Linked DNA regions of Homo sapiens: region 1 is linked to region 2. The links are chromatin contacts, found by POLR2A ChIA-PET in ENCODE. All regions are on one chromosome and are shown on one strand. Each heading gives the region's core, a stretch centred on a gene start or an enhancer-like site at or near the end of the contact. The rest is flanking DNA. Distances are from core to core; before and after follow the strand shown. Region 1 holds the start of DHRS3 (dehydrogenase/reductase 3). Region 2 overlaps PEX14 (peroxisomal biogenesis factor 14).

Evidence for each region. ChIA-PET counts read pairs that join two places held with the same protein, here RNA polymerase II (POLR2A).
Region 1: POLR2A ChIA-PET joins it to region 2 with 15 read pairs in T-cell. The contact joins the promoter of DHRS3 here to the enhancer-like site in region 2. POLR2A ChIA-PET finds 5 or more read pairs at or near these places in 2 of 52 experiments (T-cell and naive thymus-derived CD4-positive, alpha-beta T cell).

Annotation. Positions count from the first base shown.
Region 1 is chr1:12,616,512-12,621,455 of GRCh38, forward strand. DHRS3 (dehydrogenase/reductase 3) reads right to left here and starts at 1,699. Exons shown (of 6, transcript NM_004753.7): 1 at 643-1,699. The coding sequence starts at 837. RefSeq lists enhancers at 1,324-1,955, 1,956-2,587, 2,588-3,219 and a silencer at 3,455-3,706.
Region 2 is chr1:10,507,787-10,512,867 of GRCh38, forward strand. The region is part of intron 2 of PEX14 (peroxisomal biogenesis factor 14); the gene reads left to right. Among named protein-coding and RNA genes, the nearest start is that of PEX14, 35 kb to the left of the region's middle. RefSeq lists an enhancer at 882-1,570. Within about 2 kb of position 3,190, at least 19 of the 41 ENCODE cell types and tissues checked have a DNase peak (open chromatin) inside an H3K27ac peak, as active enhancers do.

The DNA.
Region 1 (4,944 bases), core at 449-2,948, 2.1 Mb after region 2:
GACAGGGTTGAAGGTGAGAACAAGGGCTCTTTATCAGTAGCTGCTTACCCTGGCCTCCTCTTTCCTGCTTTCCAAACACCTGGGCCTCTCAGTGTCGGTCCGGCCAGACTACTGCATACAAGACCGCTCTTCCCTTTTCAAACCCAAACCAAGTACCCTCTCTCGTGTCTTCAGAGCTGCAGCCGCCCAGGTTGGGGCTGGGTAGCGGGTTGCCAAGGAAAATACGAGGCGCCAGCTAGCAGGCGGCTCCCAGCTCTACCCAGGAGTGCGCACACCCTGCACTCACCAGGGTGGCGGCAAGAAAAAGGGGGGAAGGCGGGGGAGGGGGGCACAACACCTTCCTTTGGGAGGCAGGAATGTGGGAAATGGTGGGTCTCTTAGGTTTCAGGGTGGGGGTGAATAGCCAGTCAGCCAGCCACCGATCCCAAAGGAGCGGATCAACTCTGAACCTGCCAAAAAAGACAGTCCGGTGCCCGGGAAATTTACAAGGTGAAACCGACTAGCTCAGCACTCGTGGGTGGCGCGGAGAAGTGGGGTGGCCGGCGACTCTCAGCTCCCGGGCGCGGGATCCCGCAGCGGCAGCAGGTGGGCTTACCCCCGCCCCTGCGGCCCCCCACTCCCTGGAGTCGCAGTGCCTGGTACCTTTCTGGCGCCGCGCTCCGCGAACTCGCGGGCGAGCTGACGCCCGATGCCTCTCCCGCCGCCGGTGATGAGGACGTTCTCCCGCGACAGGTCCCGCAGCTTGGCGGGCAGCACCAGTCCGACGGCTGCTTTCACCACCAGATAGATCATCTGTAGAGGGAACATCACCAGCGCGCCCAGCCGTTTCCACACCATCCTCCGCGCCGCGGAGCCGGGCAGGGGGCGAAACTCCCCGGGCCGAGCAATACAGGAATTAAAAAACACCCCGAACAATAAATAGTAAACCGAATAAGGAGGAGAGAGGCGTCCCACCTGGCCACTCTTGAAATCACCTCTTCCCAAATGCAAAGCACCGGGTGAGAAAAAGAAAAAAAAAAAAAAAAAAAAGATAAATTCTCCTCTGGGGGAGAAAAAGCGTCTCCTAAGGTTGGGACGGTAAAAGAGGTGGAGGGGGAAGCCGGAGGTGGAAAGTTCTAACAAGAAGTTTCTTGCCCCAGCAGCCGTTTCGGCTGGGGAATTCTCAGGTAATGTTTACAGACTGACAGAGGAGTTTAGGGAGGGGAAGAAAAAAAAAAAAAGGCACCAACCACACGCGCGCACCCTGCCTCGGTCCCGCGGTTTCAAAGTGCAAGATTAAAAAAAAAAAAAAAAAAAAAAAAAAAGCTGATTCCAAATTGTAGCGCCCCCACCCCCACCCCGTCTCCAGAAAAAAAAAAAAAAAAAAAGTGGGGGGAAAAAGTGCTTGGAGCTCCCAATTTCAGCCCGCGAAAGTCTCCCGACTCATTGCTATTCTTGGGCTCAGGAAATTGCTTAAACGCGATCTGATTGCCAGCAACGTGCAGGAGAAGTGGGGGGTCCGGGTGTCAGTTTCTTTACGTGCAGCGCTCGCCCTCGCGCGCGCTCGCTCGCTCCGGCTCCCTCCCTCCCTCTCTGTTCCAGCAGAGGCTGGGAGTTGCCGCTCGATCCAGCTCCCCTTCTCTCCCTTTTTAGCATTTATTGCCTTCTTTTTGTCCTTTCCAACTTGGAGAGGGTCCGGGTGTGGAGCGCGCGTGGATCGGACGCCTTGGTCTGCGCGGCCCTATTCATTCGCTCCCCGGGCAGCCGCGTCGCGGAGAGGGCGGCCCCTTTTTCCCCCATTTTTTCAATACCCCATTAAGTCTGATTGACAGTTAAAGTTGTTGGGAGGCTTCACTACCGTTCCTCTGAGTGGCTGCTGCGGCCTCCCCTCCCCCTGCGCCGTCGCGGGGAGCGCGCATAAGGCGCGCACTCGGGCTCGCCGGGACTCGCGCTCTCCCGGGACTGGCTCCCCTCTCTGCAAGCCGGGACTTGCCGCCGGTGTCCCTGAGGGCTCGCAGCTGTAACTCGAACACGCTGGAACCGACTCCGGCGAGCCGGCTGCCTTCTCGAGACGTTCCTCCTTGCCCGGGCCGCCCGCGGGCCAGGTGATCACCCCGAGTGTGGAGCAGGCCCGGGGGAGCTTGCGTATGCCTTGATCCAACCAGGTCACCCAGGGTTTTATTTCAGGTCATTTGGTCATCCTCGGCCTCCAGGTAGGATCAGGAAGCCACTCCTCACCTTTGCCCGGACCTCTTCTGTGTTCACGTAGAGTGGACTTTTAAAAGCCTGACCCAAGTGCCTCACGATGCTTAGGGGGAAGCCGCTGGGGAGCAGGACTTTGCTTTGAGGGGAGGGAGTAGTCAAGGTAAAGGAACCTCTGCTCCGAGTGCCAATAAAATCCCCACAAGATTAGCTGGGAGCATATTTATTGCTCATCTGAGCTAGAATTACCTTGACTGACACCAATTTCCTTAATAACAAAAGCCTGTAAACAAAACGTCCTATTCGTGCGCCCCTGTGCTGTGCAGCCAGCGTCTCCTGTCCTTGGGTCTCCCTGGACTGCCCTGGCGGGGCACCCACCTTCTAACCTCCTGCCCTTCCCGACCGGAATGTCTCCCCTGCTGGAGGGTGGGACCGAGCTATTTAGAGTTGTCTGTTGCAGGAAGTCTGGGAGGTGAGTCACTAAAAAGCAGCCCCAGTTCAAAGTGCTGATGGGACTTGCCTCCCGCCCCCCTGCACGTTCCCGGGGCCGGAGGAGCGAGAGCGAAGCAGGGAGCTGCCCTGTAATCTGGGGCAGCCGTTTCCAGCCCGCGACTTGTTCAGACGGCGATTCCTGGGCCTCACCCCCAGAGATTCTGATTCAGCAGGGCTGGGTGCGCTGGGATCGGTACTTTCAATGCTCCGCCTGGTGAGAAAGTCACTTCGAAAAACGCTGATCTGCGGGGAGGGGAGGCTGGGATTACCTCGTCACCTGCAAAGACCTAGTTCTGGGGAGAGGTTCTGCAGGGGAGGATCTTCCTTCTGGGTGAAAAGCCACTGGAAGAGCAAAAGGCAGGAGAGGCTTAGGATGAGCAACTGTCCTGCACTGAGGGCCTATATTCTGACACAGTCCTTCCCCTGACCTTGCAATCGGGGGACTGTTATCCCATCGTCCAGGTTACCCAGCCAGGAAGTGCAGGAGGGGGGATCCCAATCCAAACCTCTTCCCACTCTGACCAGACGGGAGGAGAGAAGTGGAGGATGGGGTTCAGCTAAGGGTTGCAGAGCAGAGACCCCCCCACCCCCCTAACGCCCCCAAGAGTCTGACCGAAGGGCGGACCAATGTCTCCATCAGACCCCAGGGCCGGAATCCATTGTGGTGACGGCCTCCTCTCATCTTCGAGGTCTGTAAAAATGGGAAAGCGATTCCAGCCTGGGAGTGACAGGCCTTTCCCACCCAGCAGCGGCTGGTGTCCGCCAGGCCTGCGAAGAAGCCTGGAAAGATCTGAAGACAGAACCAGGCTGCAAAAGCGGGCTTTGCTCATCTGTTGTCCTCGGAGCCGCCTGGTGGCCCAGATAGGATACTGCGCCTCCGAGCTGCCCGGCCTCCAACCCAGCGGCGTTCCTGCTAACTAGCCATGCTTTTCTTCCAGGCATTTCTCTCATGTAAGGTTAACACCCCAAGTCTAAAAGGGCTTGTGAAGATCATAGTCCTCCTCCCCCACCCCAAACACACTTTTATGGCTGGGGAAACTAAAGCCAAAAGATATGAAGCAACTCATATACAGAGATGCATTTTCACCCCGGTCAGATGCCAGACCGGCTGGGTAACCGTTAGGTCCCTCTTACATCTCTCTGGTTGTGTGCCTGGGATGGAGGGCAGACGGTGGGAAGGAGGTCGGGAACCCAAATTGGCCTTTAGTGCCTCAGGGCCTTTACACAGTTTCTGATTGAATTTCCTTAACAGCCCAGGGAGGCTCGTGCCCATTTATTGCAGGAGGAAACAGGCTCAGTAAATCTAAGTAACTTGTGCAATGCCACGCAACCTGCTTCTCAAAAGGTTTGGGATGAAATCAGAGGGAAAAAGAACATGTCAGACATTCCCCAAAGGAACTGACAGTTCCAGAAGCTGGCCTGAGGTGGATGGTGGCCTTTTTTTCTACTTGGTCCATCTTTCAGGATGTGGTTTTTGTGGGACTGGCAGCTCTGCAAGCCACACGTTTCTCCCAGCATCAACTGCTCAGAGAGAAACTTGTCACCTCCTCTGTTGCCCTCCCCCGAGGTCCCTGGGAAGATGGGGCCAAGGAGACCTTGTGTGGGGGTGATGTGTGTGTGCACAGTTCAGCAGGCTGGCCCTGAGGGTCGTGTGGCCTGGCTTCAGTGAGAACAGCAGGGACACGTCCTCTCTGCCTTTCCCTCCCTCCCCCAGCCTTTATCCTTTGCTCTTGTACCCTCTCCTGGAATTTAACTCAGGGCAGAGTTTGAAATTTCACATCCCAGGTCTGTCCCTGAAAATGTGAAAGGAGGCTTTCTGGGCTTGAAGGGAAGAGGCGAGCTGCAGTTGGGAGAACTAACTTTTTCCGTGGCTCAGCTCCCCCGGTGCAGCGAGGATCCACACTCACCCTGTGGTTCCTGGACCAGAAGCCTGTTAGAAATGCAGAATCCAGGCCGGGTGCGGTGGCTCATGCCTGTAATTCCAGCACTTTGGGAGGCCGAGGTAGGCGGATCACCTGAGGCCAGGAGTTTGAGACCAGCCTGGGCAACATGGGGAAACCCAGTTTCTATAAAAAATACAAAAATGAGCCTGGTACAGTGGGATGCACCTGTAATCTCAGCTATTTGGGAGGCTGAGGCAGGAGAATCGCTTGAACCCGGTAGGTGGAGGTTGCAGTGAGCTGAGATTGTGCCACTGTACTCCAGCCTGGGCCACAGAGCAAGACTCTGTCTCAAAAAAACAAAAAGAAATGCAGAATCCCAGGCCCCACC
Region 2 (5,081 bases), core at 1,940-4,439:
TTTCTCTGCCCCCTCAGGTAAATCCTTTATCTGTGTTTCTATCAACATCCACAAATTCCTCATTGTCAGAGTTAAGGCAGCAAAGTTCACCTGCTTTGAAGATAAGAGAATAGAGATGTCTTTAAGAGAGTAAAATCTTTCTGTCAGATCTTACTTGTTGCCAAGAGCTAGACATTGATAACCCACTCAAATAATGTTTAGAGGTTTTGAAACTTTCCCCCATGGGCACGTGTCTTTAATTCTGTTGGGAATACCACTGTCATATGGTTGATTACCTGTTCTTCCTGTCAGCATTTCCCCCCAACCCCACTCCCTCCCCCTATCCAAACTAGTCTTACAGAGGTTTCTCTTCAATTCTAAATGACTTATTTCAGAAACACATGAAGGGGAACATTGCAGATGTGCCATTTTTTTGTTTTTTGTTTTTGTTTTTTTTTTGAGACGGAGTCTCGCTCTGTCACCCAGGCTGGAGTACAGTGGTGCGATCTCGGCTGTCTGCAAGCTCCGCCTCCCGGATTCATGCCATTCTCCTGCCTCAGCCTCCCGAGTAGCTGGGACTACAGGCGCCCGCCACCATGCCCTGCTAATTTTTTTGTATTTTTAGTAGAGACGGGGTTTCACTGTGTTAGCCAGGATGGTCTCGATCTCCTGACCTCGGCCTCCCAAAGTGCTGGGGTTACAGGCGTGAGCTGCCGCGCCCGGCCTTGGATGTGCCAGATTTTTAGATTGGGGGCCCAAGACTGACATATGGGCAACTTGTGCCTTGTCAGAGTGAGTCCCAGCTCCCTCCCCCCCAGAAGTGCACCTCCTACTGTGCCCTCTGAATGCTCCTGCCTGCCAGATCTTCCAGCTGTGTGGCTGAGGCAGGTGCCCAGGAGGAGAAAGGCTGGTTGCAGGCAGAACCAGATGGTTGCAGTCCACACGGGGAAGCAAATTGGCCGTGACATTTCAGCCATGTGAGGTTTATTTAGGATTAGCTAAGAATTCTCAGCCTTGACTCCACTGAGGGAGGAGCGGGTGACCTAGGGCCACTTTCTTGTGGCTTTGCATTCTTTCAGGCTTTCATCTGAAGATCCCAGGGTACTGGGGAAGGGTGGGAGTTTCCATCCAGCTCCACTGCAGAGAGTGGCATTCCTGAAAGACAAAGGCATGCCTCCTTTTTTTTTTTGAGACGGAGTCTCGCTCTGTCGCCCAGGCTAGAGTGCAGTGGTGCGATCTCGGCTCACTGCAAACACCGCCTCCTAGGTTCACGCCATTCTCCTGCCTCAGCCTCCCGAGTAGCTGGGACTACAGGCGCCCGCCGCCACGTCCGGCTAATTTTTTTGTAATTTTTTTTTGTTGTTAGTAGAGATGGGGTTTCACCATGTCAGCCAGGATGGTCTCAATCTCCTGACCTCATGATCCGCCTGCCTCGGCCTCCCAAAGTGTTGGGATTACAGGCGTGAGCCACCGCGCCCGGCAAAGGCATGCCTCTTAACCTCACCTCTCCAGCTCTCTGTTGTCTGAAAAATGGCAGTTAATAGAATTTGTTAATAAACAGAAGAAATAACGAGAAATAGTGGCACATCATTTGACAGTAAGGTGGTTTATAATTTCTGTTTATCAAATGATTCTCATTATTATTATTTCTATTGGATTTTTGAAGAATTCAGCCTGGTCCCCAGAGCCCCATTTGTAAGGCATTTTATTTCTTTATAATATCTAGAAATAACTTCAGTTCCAGTGAAATCCAGATCTGTGGTCCCATCCCACTCCCCAGCCCTGGTTCTCTCCCCTTCCTCTCTGCTTGTCTTCTGTGACCTCAGCGGGCTCCATCAGGTGGGGGTATCCCCTACTGACCAGACTGGCAGAGCTAATGCCGGCTGGAGGAACGCTGCCGTGTTTGTTTTTGCAGTTCCTGGATTTGGTTTAATGTACAATTGATTTTTTAAATGTATTTAATCATTTTTTTCTTACCTCTTAAGGATTAACCTGCACAAACCTCATTTTATCCTAAGTGTGGCTTTGGGAGGAAGGGAGGAGAAAATTGAGTTTCTCCAGCTTATTTTATTCTTTTACGCTTTATTTTCCAAATGGCTTTTCCTGCCGAAGCAGCTTTGTATAATACAATGTATTTTCGTGGCCATTACTTACTCATTACTAACTGGTCTCTCCTGCTTCCCTTTGTCTGTGAACTAAATACAGGGGGCCTCAAGATAATTGGTAGCTCCATCACTGACCCACCAATTATAGATCAGCAGGGAAGGCAGCCCAGGGATGGTTTGTGGTTGGCACAGGCTGCCCACCTAGAAATGTGAGTTATTCTCTACCTGCCACCAAGTTGGGCTTGACTAGATCGATCCTTTCCTAATTTTGGACTTTGGCATCTCTAATTGCATCACACGGCTCCCTGGTTTACAGGTTTCAGCCTCATTTCATCCCTACACGTGCTGCTGGTGTCTTTCTTAGTTCATGCCTCCTTGGCATGTCTACAAAGTATTAATTTGCAGAGGTTTTGTTTGTATTTTCCTTTGAGGTTCCCTGGTGCCTAGAATGGTTAGATGGCAGGCTGCAGATAAATAATTCTGTTGAAACAGCAGGTTTCTGTGCATTTTTGTCTGGTGTGTCCAAGTAAAGGCAAGTCTTTGTGGGCACCATATTAAGCCCCCTTTTTGAGCATTTATCTGATTTGTGTTCCAGCTTATCTACTTTGCTCTGGCATGGAGAAGGAAAAGTCCCATTTCCTGCTAGGCTGCCAGGCACTTATGTAAGACTTTTAGGTGCCAAAGTAGGAAAGGAGTCCCTGTGTTGTATGGCCGTATATATTTTGCATGTGTGTTTCCTGGCTGTTTGGCACCTAGGCACTTTGCTAAGCCCTGTATGGGTTGGGCATATACCGTATTGCTCAGCTCCTGGCAGAAAATAGGCACTCATACATATTTGTGGAATGAGTGAGTGTGTGTGCTCACTTATGTGCGATGGAGATGATGAGCCAAGGAGTTGGATTGCACAGTTGCTGCCTGGCGTCCTGCTAGGAACTTAGGGTGCAACATTCCCACTGGGCCACACATATGCCGATGTTCAGTGGATGACTGCTACGCAAGCAACATAAAGAGGCCATTTTATGAAAGGGAACATCAGAGGAAACATTATAACTGAGACCTTTATAGCCTTTCCATTATTATGGTTTAAATCTTGACAGTCTTTATTTGCAATGACACTGGGACCAGTAAAGACAATGCTCACTCCCACCTCCTCGTTCTCCACATCCTGTTCCGTAGCTGTGGTGCACCGATAGGCATCGTTAAATGTGCAGGCAGCAGAGCTGCTGGTTTGTCTAGAAACAGCCCCTTTTGACTCAGAAGTTGGAACCCAGATGACTCACCATTCTATTTGTTTTATTGCAACTGTCATTTCATAAAATGCCCTGACAGCTTTAAACTGTAAATGCCAAAGTGAGGTTTTTGTCTTTTTTATTTTGTTATCTCCTGTTTTTTCTAATCTTTTATATTTCTATTTTCTCCTTTCTTTTCAGACTTATTTTCTCTTTCATTACTGTCTCTTTCTCTGTCCCTCCCTTCCTTCCTGCCTCCCCCCTTTGATGACTCTAATGGCATGAGTAGTTGAAGTGGTTTTTGCTAACATCATGGTGCGTTCTTTCCAGCTTTAATGCTATCTGATTGAGCGTGTCTCCCCTCAGATTTTTGTGTAGGGTTTAGAAATGGAAATGACCATGCACATCAGAGTTTAAATTTTCCTAGGAAAGTCTGCCATGAACTGTAGGACCTATAACTTCTAGAGATGGAGGGACCCCTGACATCTGTGGACTATGGACTCCTGACTTCTGTGGACTCTAGAATTTATGACTTCTGTGGATTGTGGGGCCTCTGACTTCCATAGACCGTGGGACTGTGACTTCTGTGGACCCAGGGACCTCTGAATTCCATGGACTGTGAGACCTCTGACTTCTGTGGCCTGTGAGATCTCTGACCTCTGTGGCCCGTGGGACCTCTGACTTCTGTGGTCTCTGGGACCTGTGACCTCTTTGACTTCCAAGTCTTCTGTGGACTGCAGGACCTCATCAACACGTGTATTGCCAGAAGAGAGGCTTGATTGTGTTAACCTGTTTCTCTCCAGAGGTGTCACATACTAGAATTTCTGCTCAGTCTTATGGCTTAGGTGGGGTGTTGAGTCTAAATATATATATTTTTTGAGACGGAGTCTTGCTCTGTCACCCAGGCTGGAGTGCAGTGGCATAATCTTGGCTCACTGCACGCTCCGCCTCCCGGGTTTACGCCATTCTCCTGCCTCAGCTTCCCGAATAACTGGGACTACAGGCGCCTGCCCCCACGCTCGGCTAATTTTGGTATTTTTAGTAGAGACAGGGTTTCACCATGTTAGCCAGGATGGTCTCGACCTCCTGACCTCGTGATCTGCCCTCCTCGGCCTCCCAAAGTGCTGAGATTACAGACGTGAGCCACCGTGCCTGGCCCAAGTCTAAATTTTTAAGGACTAGAGCTCTCAGACCAGGACTTTCTGGATCTTTTTTTCTGATACCCAACACTGTGGCACTTGACTAAGTCACCTGATTGATGACATGAGCATTGCTGGGTGTTGAAACACCTGGCCAGGGAAACAGAGACTTCTGTGGATTCATCCAAAGGATGGCAGACAGATTGTGGAATTTTAATGAAGGTGGGGTGGATCCCTGATGTTCGCCTGCTTTGAAGCATAGCAGAATCCCAGCATTAACTTCAGGGGTGTTGGTTGGAAACCTGCACTGGCGTCGGTGGTTATATTCCACATTTGTCAAATCCTTAAATCCAACTGAACTAATTTTAGAAGTAGCTAGTTATAATGAAAAAGAACAATATATTCAGATGCATAGGATCGTTTTTAAATGAAATGCTCCCTGTTCTTTTCCTTCTTTTTTTTTTTAACTTTTATTTTTTATGATGGAGTCTTGCTCTGTCGCCAGGCTGGAGTGCAGTGGCGTGATGTCGGCTCACTGCAACCTCCGCCTCACGGGTTCAAGCGATTCCCTGCCTCAGCCTCCTGAGTAGCTGGGACTACAGGCGTGTGCCACCACGCCCGGCTAATTT